Linked DNA regions of Mus musculus: region 1 is linked to region 2. A link is a contact called in ENCODE Hi-C or POLR2A ChIA-PET data. All regions are on one chromosome and are shown on one strand. The core of a region is the stretch at or near the end of the contact, and the rest is flanking DNA. Distances in the headings are between cores, read along the strand shown.

Region 1 (5,979 bases), core at 2,247-4,746, 140 kb after region 2:
AACACACACACACACACACACACACACACACACACACACACAAAGACAATAATTAATTGTGGCTATGAAACAGGAATCTGATATTACAAGCAATCAAACAAAGTAATACTATAATCAGAGCCCCAAAACTGTTCACTTTATCTTTACAATTTGGGGGGAAAAATTCCAGACTCACAACACAGTTTCCAACATAAGCCTCTCGTTCATCTGCAGTGTATCAGTCAAAACAGAATAGTAACACGATAGAGCCATAACTGTCCAAATCTTACTTCAGATCTCACCTTTGTCCCACTAGTATCCTTTCCCTACGTATTTCCAGAGCCAACTTGGATCCCACTTTGCATTCAGTTGTGATGTTGCTGTGGTCGCCTTTACTCTGGAATAGTTTCCTGATCTTCCAATGATGTTCATGGCCTTATCATTTTTTTTCCTTTCCTTTCCTTTCCTTTCCTTTCCTTTCCTTTCCTTTCCTTTCCTTTCCTTTCCTTTCCTTTCCTTTCCTTTCCTTTCCTCTCCTCTCCTCTCCTCTCCTCTCCTCTCCTCTCCTGTCCTGTCCTGTCCTGTCCTGTCCTGTCCTGTCCTGTCCTGTCCTGTCCTGTCCTTTTCCTTTCTTTTATTCTTCTTTCCTTTTTGAAATAGGGTCTTGCTATGTAGCCAGGTTGACTTCAAACTTTGGATGTTCTCGCCTGCACCTCCACCTCCTAAGTGCTGGAGTCATAGGCTGTATCACATGACCCTAACGTGTTTGAAGTTAATCTGTAGATCAGCACTAGCCAATGGAACTTTCTATGTAGCTGGTTGTTGCTACTTTGGGTTTTTTTTTCCCCCTCCTTAATCCCCCTGGTTTCACCCCTAACATTAGGAGAAAAACAAGGACACAGGGGAGAGAGGACTTAGGAAAATCCCTGAATCTAATTTCTTTCCTTTTGTTTTTTCTTTGACCATGGCTACTAACAAACTACAACCAACCTCCCTAAAGGACTAACAAGGACCGACCCTGCCTCTTATTGATAGACCCTCTGGAAAGTTCCCAGAACTCCTAACGTCACACAATCCTAGAAATCATCTGCAGCTGGCAAACCCACACTTCTGCTAAAGCACAAGGCAAATCATGGTCAGCTTCTGCAGAGAGTCCAAAGCAGCCCCACATCCCTGCTCCTGGGAGTAAACCAAAAGCACACTCCTATAATATTTCTGTGTTTAAAAAACAAACAGACAAAATTCCAGAATTCTCACTACATTTCTAAGATGGAAATCTCAATGGCCAGTATCCAGATGGATTTTACATTTGAAGTATGGCCAATGTGGCTCACAATGCCGGAGGCATGACACTGTCCCTTGTGTAGATTTTTATCTTTTTATTTTTTAAAGATTTATTTACTTATTTTATGTATGTGAGTACACTGTAGCTATACAGATGATTGTGAGCCTTCATGTGGTTGTTGGGAATTAAATTTTTAGGTCCTCTGCTTGCTCCAGTCAACCCCTCCCTCAGTCTCTGCTTGCTCCGGCCCAAAGATTTCTTTATTATTATATGTAAGTACACTGTAGCTGACTTCAGATTCACCAGAAGAGGGTGTCAGATCTCATTACGGGTGTTTGTGAGCCACCATGTGGTTGCTGGGATTTGAACTCAGGATTTTCGGAAGAGCAGTCAGCGCTCTTACCCTCTGAGCCATCTCACCAGTCCTCCTTGTCTAGATTTTTAAAAGAGGTGTTGATAGACGATTGGGAACCATGCAGGCCAGGAAGCTGGATTGTTACAATGACCTTCGTGGTTCAGCAAGGACAAGGCTATCTATAACTGCATTTAGACGCTGGTCCTCACAGGCCTGGTGCTCTTTTTGCAAGAATTAAATAAGAGGCCCTTGTTGCTTTCAACAAGACTAAGTCACTAAACCTCACTTCAGAGTTGTTTTTTACATTTTCAAATTTGTTTTGTAGGGACAGGCAGTTGTGGACATCAGAAAACAGCTCTGGGGAGTTCTTCTACCATGTCTGTCCCAGGCAATGAATCTTATGTGTGATTTGCATATGCTGAAGGTTGTGAACAGCTACCAAGAACAGTGTGGTTTGAATGAAAAAGGCCCCTATTGGCTCATAGGGAGTGGCATTATTAGGAGATGAGGCTTTATTGGAGTGGGTGTGGCCTTGTTGAAGAAATTCAGAAGCTCCACCTAGGCTCAGTGACTTGCTCTTCCTTCTTGCTGCCTGAGGATGCAGAGGCAGAACTCTCCGCCCCTCTACAGCACCATGTCTGCCTGCTATGGTGCCTACTTCACCTTGCTTCCTGCCATGACCACATTGAACTAAACCTCTGTACTGTAAGCAAATGCCAATTAAATTTTCTAAGAGTTGCCATGCTCATGATGTCTCTTCATAGCAACGGGAACCCTAACTAAAACAAACAGTAATAAAATCTAATTTCATTCAAAGAGTTCCAGCATGGTGGCAGCTCTAACCTCAGTGCTCCCTTAGGCTTGTCTTTAAAACTGTATTAGATAGGAGATTATAGCATTAAGTATGTCATTGATGCATTTTTCAGCTTTTTTCCTGTTTTATATTTATGATGGGAGGGGTGATAAATGCCAATGCTTTTTGGAGTTAGTTCTCTTTCCATTATGCAGATTACAGTGGTCAGACTCAGATCTCTGGCTTGGCAAAAAGTGCCCTTACCTGCTGAGCCATCTCACCAGCCCCAGTTGATATATTTTTACATGTGCTCCAGCTGCGTACTCTCCACCTACATCGAGTTATAAGACATTTCTACCATCTAGCCGTGCTGAGGTAACTGATTTCTTTTTAACTATGTTCGTTTTTTACTTCTGGTTGAAAGAATTGACTGGAAGCGAAAAGCTTTCGTTCCTTTGTCTCTGTAAGCCAGTGGAGGTCAGAGGAGTCGGGTTACCCTGGTGTTGGAGCTATAAGCGGTTGTAGCTTGGTGCATATCCCCAGATAGATGCAGTCTTTTGCTGCATCCTGTTCCTACCAGCCCAGCTGGTGTCATCTGGCTAGGCACTCATGTCCCTATGACATTTTGTGCGACACTACGTTTATGGAGCACTGGAGACATAGGAGCAGATCACATGAAGACCCTCTCTCCTCCAGTACTTGGCTAGAAGATCTGCTTTGCCTGAGGAATGGAACGGAATCTAAGAACTGCAGTTTTCTGGGTATCTGGACTTCCCCTGAAAAGTGTTCTAGACTAAGCAGGAAGAAACAATCTCCCTAATGCACCTGCAGGAAATCAGAAGAGACCTCAAGCAAGGCCTGCGGGGCACCAGCCGCTAGACCAGCCGCTCCGGAACATCAGGACTCATCCACTGGCCCTGCGACCGGCCTAGCTCAGCTCCGCCCAGGCATCCCCAGCCCAGCCAACAGCCGTACTTCCAACTCTATCACAGTCTGGCTCTGCCAGGCCAATGACTGCGCTTCCGATCCCGCCCCTCCTCCCCACGCCTGACCAATAGCTGCGTGGCTGGCTTCGTCCCGCCCCCTTCATCTGCGAGGGCTCTGCACAGTCGAACGCGGTCAACCTGTTGCCTAGTCTGGTTTCTCTTGGTAAGTTTGCAGCCTGGGCGTCGGTGCTCAGGACTCTGTGTTCACTGAGATCCTTCAGGGAGGGAACCTTGGCTAGGGCCAGTTACGCCTGGGAGTCCGCATGGGCGCCCTGGGCCTGGGCGCGTGGGGTCGGAGAGGCTCCTGAACTAGGGGAGAATGAGGTCGGCCACACACGGATTCGCGACCCCGGCAGTTCCTTGATCCGCATCCAGCACCTTTAGCAAGCAGGTAGGTGGTGCCGAGAGTTTGCCCAGGCTGGACAGAAAGAACCTCGGAGTGCCCCCTGCTTCTCCCAGGCCCTGGTGACTCGAGCGAGGCCTGGCTACGAGCAACGACCTGTGGCAGCCGCGCCAGGGAGTAGGCCTGCCAGTCCGGGCTACGGCCTGATCCTGGATCTGGGCAGTTGCAGGCAATAACATCTGTTCAAAACAGCCTCCCTGCACTTGGAGACCTGAGTCCCGACAGGAATCTAGTCCGAGGCCAGGAGACTTGTCCCTCGGGAGTGTGGATATTTATTTCCACGACCCGGACAGAAGCTCTGTGGAAGTCAGGTCGGAAGCTTTGCTGTGTCCAGGACACTCTTGCCACCTCCCTTTCTGTTATAAGAAAGGGTCTGATATAAGAAAGAAGTTTGAGGAAAAGGATGAAATCAAAAGAAAGCAGAAAACAATGTTCTTTGGATACCGGGAAGCTTCAAAAACTTGAAGGGCATTCAGCCTCGATCTCAGAACTCAGGTGAATGTCAGTAAGGGCAGCATTGATGCCAGTTGTGTCTGAGAGACTTTTATGTCTTCAAAGAGCCTAAATGCTGCATCTTCTCACCCTATAGTCACATCCCCAGGCAGTGACCTTGGTGTAAAGAGGGGCTTTGTGGTTTTCCTGCTGCAGGGACCTCTATGCTGTTAGGTCATGGCAACAAGTCTGGGTACAAATTCCACACTGCAGGTCAGCCGTGTAGCTTGGTATCACTTCCTCTCTTGTGATTGTGTTAAAGGACATAAGTAAAAGGACCTCAGGCTGCCTCTGTTAACAGAGAACCTTCGAGAAATGAATAACTGTGAGCTTCCTCTGCTTTTGGTGGGGCTCCATGCCACTCCCCGCCCCCAGGCTGCATTCAGAGTTGTGGTTGGACTGCAGAAAACCAATAATTTGACTCCCTCATCGTCACATCTTTCTAGGTGACCTGGGAAAGGGGGAGGAAGGGTTTCATCAGGCTGGCCTCTACAGAGGCCTCATTTTTCATCCCCTGAAGGCTCAACAGACCTCAATCTTATCTCCTTGATCTCCCAGCCTTCCATCCTTAGCTCTTTGTAGGAATGTAGCATTTGGTAGTTAGCAGTGGCAGAGGTCACTAGGCAGAACTGGCACCCCGCCTCCCACGTGGCAGGGGCCTGCACCTGCAACAGCCGTGGGTACTCCCTGCACTGTCTCTCAGAGGCCTCAGACTCCATGATGGGCACTTGGTTCCCTCTTCTATCCCTTCCTTCTTCTCTCCTGAACAATACTCTTGGAAACCAACAGCTTGTTAAACTTGTCAAAACGGAGCTCTGAAGGGCCATCTTTCCATGGCTTCTTACTGCCTTCCCTAGAGTTGAGTAAATGGCACCTTCCTTGCCCCACTTCCCAAGAAGCCATGTTTGATTGCCACCCTACCTCCCTTGTCTACAAAGCACCAGGAATATAGCTGCTCATCCCCTCTGTTGCCACCCGGGCCACACCCTTCATCATCCTCTCACAGGGCCCTGACTTGTCACCCTCCTTCCATCCTGGGCTTCTCAAAGACCTTAGAACCTCCAGAGAGTTCTGCAGTGCAAATCAGAGCCCAGGCTCTCCAGTGGTTCCCCATATCACATCAAGTAAAACCCAAAGTCCTTCCCACAACACCTTACGTGCTGGTGGCCTCTTTGACCTTGACCTCTGTCCTTCCCCTCAGCTTTAAACGTCACTCACCTAGATTCTCTTCACTCCAGATTCCATCCCATCTTAGAACTTTGGCATCTGCTTTGCCTTCTGCCCCAGACTCCAGTCTTTTCACAATGGAAAATCATTCAGTGAGATGTTACCAATCGCGGCTTTCCTGGATCACCTCTGTTTAAGCAGGGATTTCCTCCTGGAGTTCTGTCCCACTGTCTCCTTTTACTTTCTAAATAATCAGACTTACTTCCTGGGCTTGTCATTTGGGTATGTGCTAATGGATCTGGTGCCTGTTCCACTCCAATGGTACTTAAATTGGATGTGGCATATCTTGTCTCTCTTCTCCCCAAGGTGGAGGACAGCTAAGAGACAAGTAATCAAAACACGTGATTACAGATGGTGGTGCTTCGTAAGCAATGCTTGCATTTAAGGCACTGCCAATGTCTAAATGGTGGGATGGCTCAGTAGGTAAAACTGCACGCTGTGCACTCCTGACAACCCGAG
Region 2 (5,253 bases), core at 1,238-3,737:
CTCCATCAACTCCCTCCCCTCAGAGCTCAGGGAAGCCTACAGAAGAGGAGGGAAAGATAATAGAAGGCAGACGGGACAGGACCAGGAGAGCAAAGCTCGTGTGACCTCACAGAGACCAAAGCAGCAAGCACAGGGCCTACCCGGGGCCACACAGGTCCTCTGTGGATATGGTACAGCTTCTAGCTTAGGATTTTATGGAACTCCTGAGTGTGTAAACAAGTGGGTCTCTGATTCTTCTGCCTTCTCTTGAGTTGCCTGGTCCAGTCTCGGGTGATGGCTTTTGTTTTATTAAATCTTATTTTGATAAGTTTGGTTGTTATCTCTCAGAAGTCTGTTCTTTTCTAATAAGACACAGAAAGGGAGTGGATCCAGATGATAAGGGAGGAGGGGAAGGAGGGGAAACCATAATCAGAATATTTATACGAGAAAAGAACCCATTTTCAATAAAAGGGGGAAAATTGGCTACAAAACCCAAACCTCCAAATAGCAGCAGTATAAATAAACCAGAATGTGTCTCAAGTTAGCACTGGCATACAGCTTATGTTTGCGTGTGAATGGGTTAAAATAGAGATTTATTACATAGTCCCTGGGTGGCCTTGAACTTGTGATCTTCTTGCCTCAGCTTTCTTAGTGCTTGGATTACAGCTGTGTGCTGCCATGTATCTGGCAACTTGATCATTTTGAAACTGGACTCCTTTGTTTCCAGTCAGCTATATTCAATGAATGCTTCTACTCATGGTCCAAGGTGGCTACTGGTTGCTCCAGCCATTAAGCAAGACAGAGAACCAGCTTTGTAACTGGGTAAATACTACAGATTCATTACTAAGTCCATTCATTTCTCCTACTCAGGCTCTGGGCTCCTGTGAAGGAGCCCCAGCCAGTTTTTGCAGTGTTTGTGCAGAGCCTCCAGCCTCCCCCAGAGGGCGCCAGAGCCCTCTGCTTCCTCCTCCTTCAGATACCAGGGTTTTTTGCATTAGAGGTGTGGGGCTCTTTGCTGGCTAGATTTTTTGAAGGTCCTGGGGGGGCAACTGAGCTCTCATACCTGGATCCAAAACAGGAAGCATGAATCTTTTGGAACATCAAAGCCAATCCCAACAACACACCTCTTCCAGCAAGACCACACTCCTTTTTTTATTATTAGATATTTTCTTCATTTACAATTCAAATGCTATGGTCCCCTATACCCTCCCCCAGCCCTGCTCCCCAACCCACCCCCTCCTGCTTTCTGGCCCTGGCATTTCCCTGTACTGGAGCATATGATCTTCGCAAGACCAAGGGCCTCTCCTCCCATTGATGGCCGCCTAGGCCATCCTCTGCTACATATGCAACTAGAGACACAGTTCTGGGGGCTACTGGTTAGTTCATATTGTTGATCCTCCTATAGGGTTGCCGACCCCTTCAGCTCCTTGGGTATTTTCTCTAGCTCCTCCATTGGGGGCCCTGTGTTCCATACAATAGATGACCGTGAGCATCCACTTCTGTATTTGCCAGGCACTGGCCTAGCCTCACCAGAAACAGCTATATCAGGGTCCTGTCAGCAGAATCTTGCTGGCATCTGCAATAGTGTCTGGGTTTGGTGGTTGTATATGGGATGGATCCCCAGGTGGGGCAGTCTCTGGATGGTCCTTCCTTCCATCTCAGCTCTGAACTTTGTCTTTGTAACTCCTTCCATGGGGTATTTTGTTCCCTATTCTAGGAAGGAACGAAGTATCCACCCTTTGAAGGCCACACTCTTAATCAAACAGCCCCCAACTGGGAACCAAGTATTTAAATACCAGAGTGGTGGGATGTTCAGCCCATCTTGAAGAGCAATAGCTATCTCACCTCCTGCCACAGGGACCACTTGCATAAAGATCAGTTACTAGATGGTGAAGGAGAAAGAGCAGAGAGAGAGGTTGTAAAGTCAGTGAAAGATGAATTGGGTGTAGAAATGCAAGTCTGTAATCCCACACTCAGAGGGTGGAGGCAGGAAGATTGGGGGATCAGGACCTGCTACATGACCCTAATTTAAAACAAACAAACAAACAAACAAACAAGCACAAAACAATAACACCAAGCTTGGTAGTACATGCCTATAATGCCAGCACTTGGGAGGCTGAGGAAGGACAATCTAGAGTTAGAGACCAGCCCATTCTACATAATGAAACAGAAGGAGGGAGGGAGGGAGCCTAGGGGTGTGGCTCAATAGAATTGCCTAGAATGCACAAGGTCCTGAGTTTGACCCCCAGCACTACATGGGGGTGGGGAGTGGGGACAGGGACAGAAGAAGAGGAGAGGGAAGAGGAGAAGAAAAAAGAAGCGGAAGAGGAGGAGGGGGAGGAGAAAGAAGAGGATCGAGAGGAGGAGGAGGAGGAGGAAGAGGAGGAAGAAAGAAAAAATGGATAGTAAACAGCTACTGAGGGCTGGGGCCTGGTGCAGTCCTGGCAGCTTTTTGAGTGCAGTACGTGGAGGCTAAGGAGCCTCCGAGCCAGCTTGTACTATCATCTCCGTTCACAGGAAGCTGAGTCACGGGGAGGTAAAGAAACTGGAGCCGGGGGTTTGTGCAGCAGCTGGGCGGGGATGGAATGTGAACAGGGGCAGCCATTTCCTGAGGCCAGCTCTGAACCACCCAGATACACTGCTGGCTAAAAGAACCAGTAAACAAAAGGTGAGCAGACCGACCCAAACAGAGAACACAAAGAACAGAACGGCTAGGAAAGGGGACATTTTAACGCCATTACATTCATAAAACCATAAAGCAGCCATCAAAGAAAAGAACAGAAATAAGTCCTGGGAATTTTAAATAGAATAGCTAAAAGGAAATTTTAATAGAAAGGAATATGAAATTCTGTGGTTAAGGGTTCCAAAATCAATCCACTCTTCTTTTTTCTAATTGTAATTTATTCTTTGTGTAGGTGTGCATGTACGTGTGTGTGTGTGCGTGTGTGTGTGTATGTACGTGTGTGTGTGCATGTGTGAGTGTATGTGTGTATGAACGTGCATGCATGCATGTGTGTGTACTTGCATGTGAGTATATGCATGTACCTGTGTGTGTGTGTGTGTGTGTGTGTGTGTGTGTGTGTGTGTGTGTGTGTGTGGTTCCGTGAGGTCAGAGGACATCGTTGTGGAGTTGCTTCACTCTTTCTACCTTTAAGGGGTTCTCCTGCTCATGTAGCAAGTGCTTCACGAGTGAGCCTCCTCATCCTCCTTTCACTCCTCTTTACTGGTGAGAGTGTGGGGGAGCTTGGGGACAGAAGGGCCTTGATTTCAACCAAAGCCATATTACCACTAAAATCCCAGTGACAAGAGGATAAGGAGTTCAAAGCCACCAGCCACTACATAGCAAGTTCCAAGCCAGCATGAGAAACAGGGTTTCAAAATACAAACAAACAAAAAGCCCTAGCTCTGTATTCTCTAGTGGATAGGTACAATCAGGCTGGGTCCTGTTTAGTACACAAGAGGGGCATGCTCCCACTGGGAGAAGCCCGGATAAATACAAGACTAAAGGCAGAAGAGAGACACTGTGACCCTGGGTCCTTAAATATATCACCCAGTCCCGGGATTAAGCCTTCCCTAAAGCTAAAAGCTACAAGGGCTCCAATTAATTATCCAATTATCTTTGTCTCCACTGTCTCCATCAGCCCTCAGATGAGCCACTGTGAAGGTAAGCTGCCAGGACTCAGTTGCAAGCTCATCTTTAAGGAGAAACTTACAACAAACTGAAATCACATAATTGCCTTGAGAGAGCAATTCATCAAAGAAAGGTACCAGGAGGGGAAGCCTGGGAGTGTAGCTCAGTAGCTGAGTACATCTCAGAGCCCAAAAGGAATAAAAGAAAAAGGGGGAAGGCAGGAAGAGAGAGAGATGGAGAGGAGGCTAAGAAGGCAGGAAGGGATACTGGCTAAACCCAGTAGTGGGCCCATTCTTCACTTACACAGCACCCAGGCTTGAGAATGTGTGCACGGCAAACAGGCTTGGAGACGCCTGGTTTTTATCACAGGAAGAAATAGAAGAGAACTAGAGAACTAGACGTGGTGGTGCATGCCTTTAATCCCAGAACTAGGGAGGCAGAGACAGGCGAATCCCTGCATTTGAGGCCAGTCTGGTGTACATACAAGTTCCAGGACAGCCAGGGTCACAGAGAGAGACCTGTCTCAAGGAAGAAAGGAAGGGAGAAAGGAAGGGAGGAGGGAGGGAGGAAGGAAGAATGGAAGAAAGGAAGGAAGGAAAGAAGAAAGAGAGAGAGAGAAGGAGGAGGAAGAGGAGGAGGAGGAGGACAAATGGAAGGAAGGAAAGTGTGACTATGCCCACTGCTCTCTCTGCAGTTACTAAAAAGCCTTATTTTCTTTCTACTGTAATCCAAAGAACCATTCTTTCACTAATCCTCACATCCGATTGCCACATCAATGTCATAGGTGGAGAAGTCTCAGTTCTCCTCTTCTTTCCTCCAATAGAGACCCTGGGCAGTCGCTCTGTGTGCTGGGAGTCATCAGAAAGCCCCTTGGAGGGCCTCGAGACCTCTCTGATCAGCTCTCTCTAGCCACAGTGCTTCCTGAGTGATGAGGAGTCTACCCTGGGCATTCCCTCTGTCTGCCCCATGCCTGACCCAGCAGCTCTGATGGGATCTAAAGGCTCCTTGTTCTTACAGAAGCCTGCTGCCCCCAGAGTTGATGGACCCAGCATGTTTAGCCTGAATGACGGAGAGAAAAGCACTGATTTCTTTTGTTGTGGTGGTGGGTTTTTTTTTATTTTATTAATTTATTTACTAATTAAGACAGGATCTCTTTGTAGTACTGATTATCTTGGAGCTCACTATGTAGACCAGGCTGGCCTCAAACTCACAGCGATCTTGCTTCTCTCTCTTGAGTGCTAGGATCTACGGGCTGCACTACCGTGCCCGGCCTCTTTCTTTGCTCAATTCCTATCCCATGTTCTTGGCTTTCTTTCTCCTTTCTCTTCTGCCCAGCCCTTCTGAGACAGACACATTCACCTGAGGGCCTCCCCGTGACATCACACTGGGTTCAACAGTTCTGTCCCCAAATGATGCTTCAATGAGGCTTCCCCCGACACCTCAACACAAACCTCATTTACCAGCCACACAAAATGCCTACCGAGGCCATCCTAACTATGGGTGTCTTTCTATGGCTCCTCCATGGAGCCCCTACTAGAATAACAGACAATAAGTGGAGCCAACACATCCCCCATCAGCTTGAAGAAGCTCCTGACAACATCTAACCTTCCCAAGATTGGATTCTTTGCTCTGTCAGGGAATAA

Evidence for each region. A loop is a pair of places that touch in the nucleus more often than their neighbours do. ChIA-PET counts read pairs that join two places held with the same protein, here RNA polymerase II (POLR2A).
Region 1: a loop to region 2 is called in a map of T-helper 1 cell, with 2.6 times the contacts of the local background. The contact joins the promoter of Mavs here to the enhancer-like site in region 2. A Hi-C loop is called at or near these places in 3 of 37 maps with a recorded cell type or tissue (T-helper 1 cell, T-helper 17 cell and left cerebral cortex). POLR2A ChIA-PET finds 5 or more read pairs at or near these places in 3 of 5 experiments (Patski and embryonic stem cell).

The regions. Positions count from the first base shown.
Region 1 is chr2:131,230,567-131,236,545 of GRCm38, forward strand. It overlaps Mavs (mitochondrial antiviral signaling protein), which reads left to right and starts at 3,497. Exons shown (of 7, transcript NM_001206385.1): 1 at 3,497-3,561.
Region 2 is chr2:131,094,129-131,099,381 of GRCm38, forward strand. No RefSeq gene overlaps it. Among named protein-coding and RNA genes, the nearest start is that of Gm30378, 6.7 kb to the right of the region's middle. Within about 2 kb of position 2,488, at least 1 of the 3 ENCODE cell types and tissues checked has a DNase peak (open chromatin) inside an H3K27ac peak, as active enhancers do.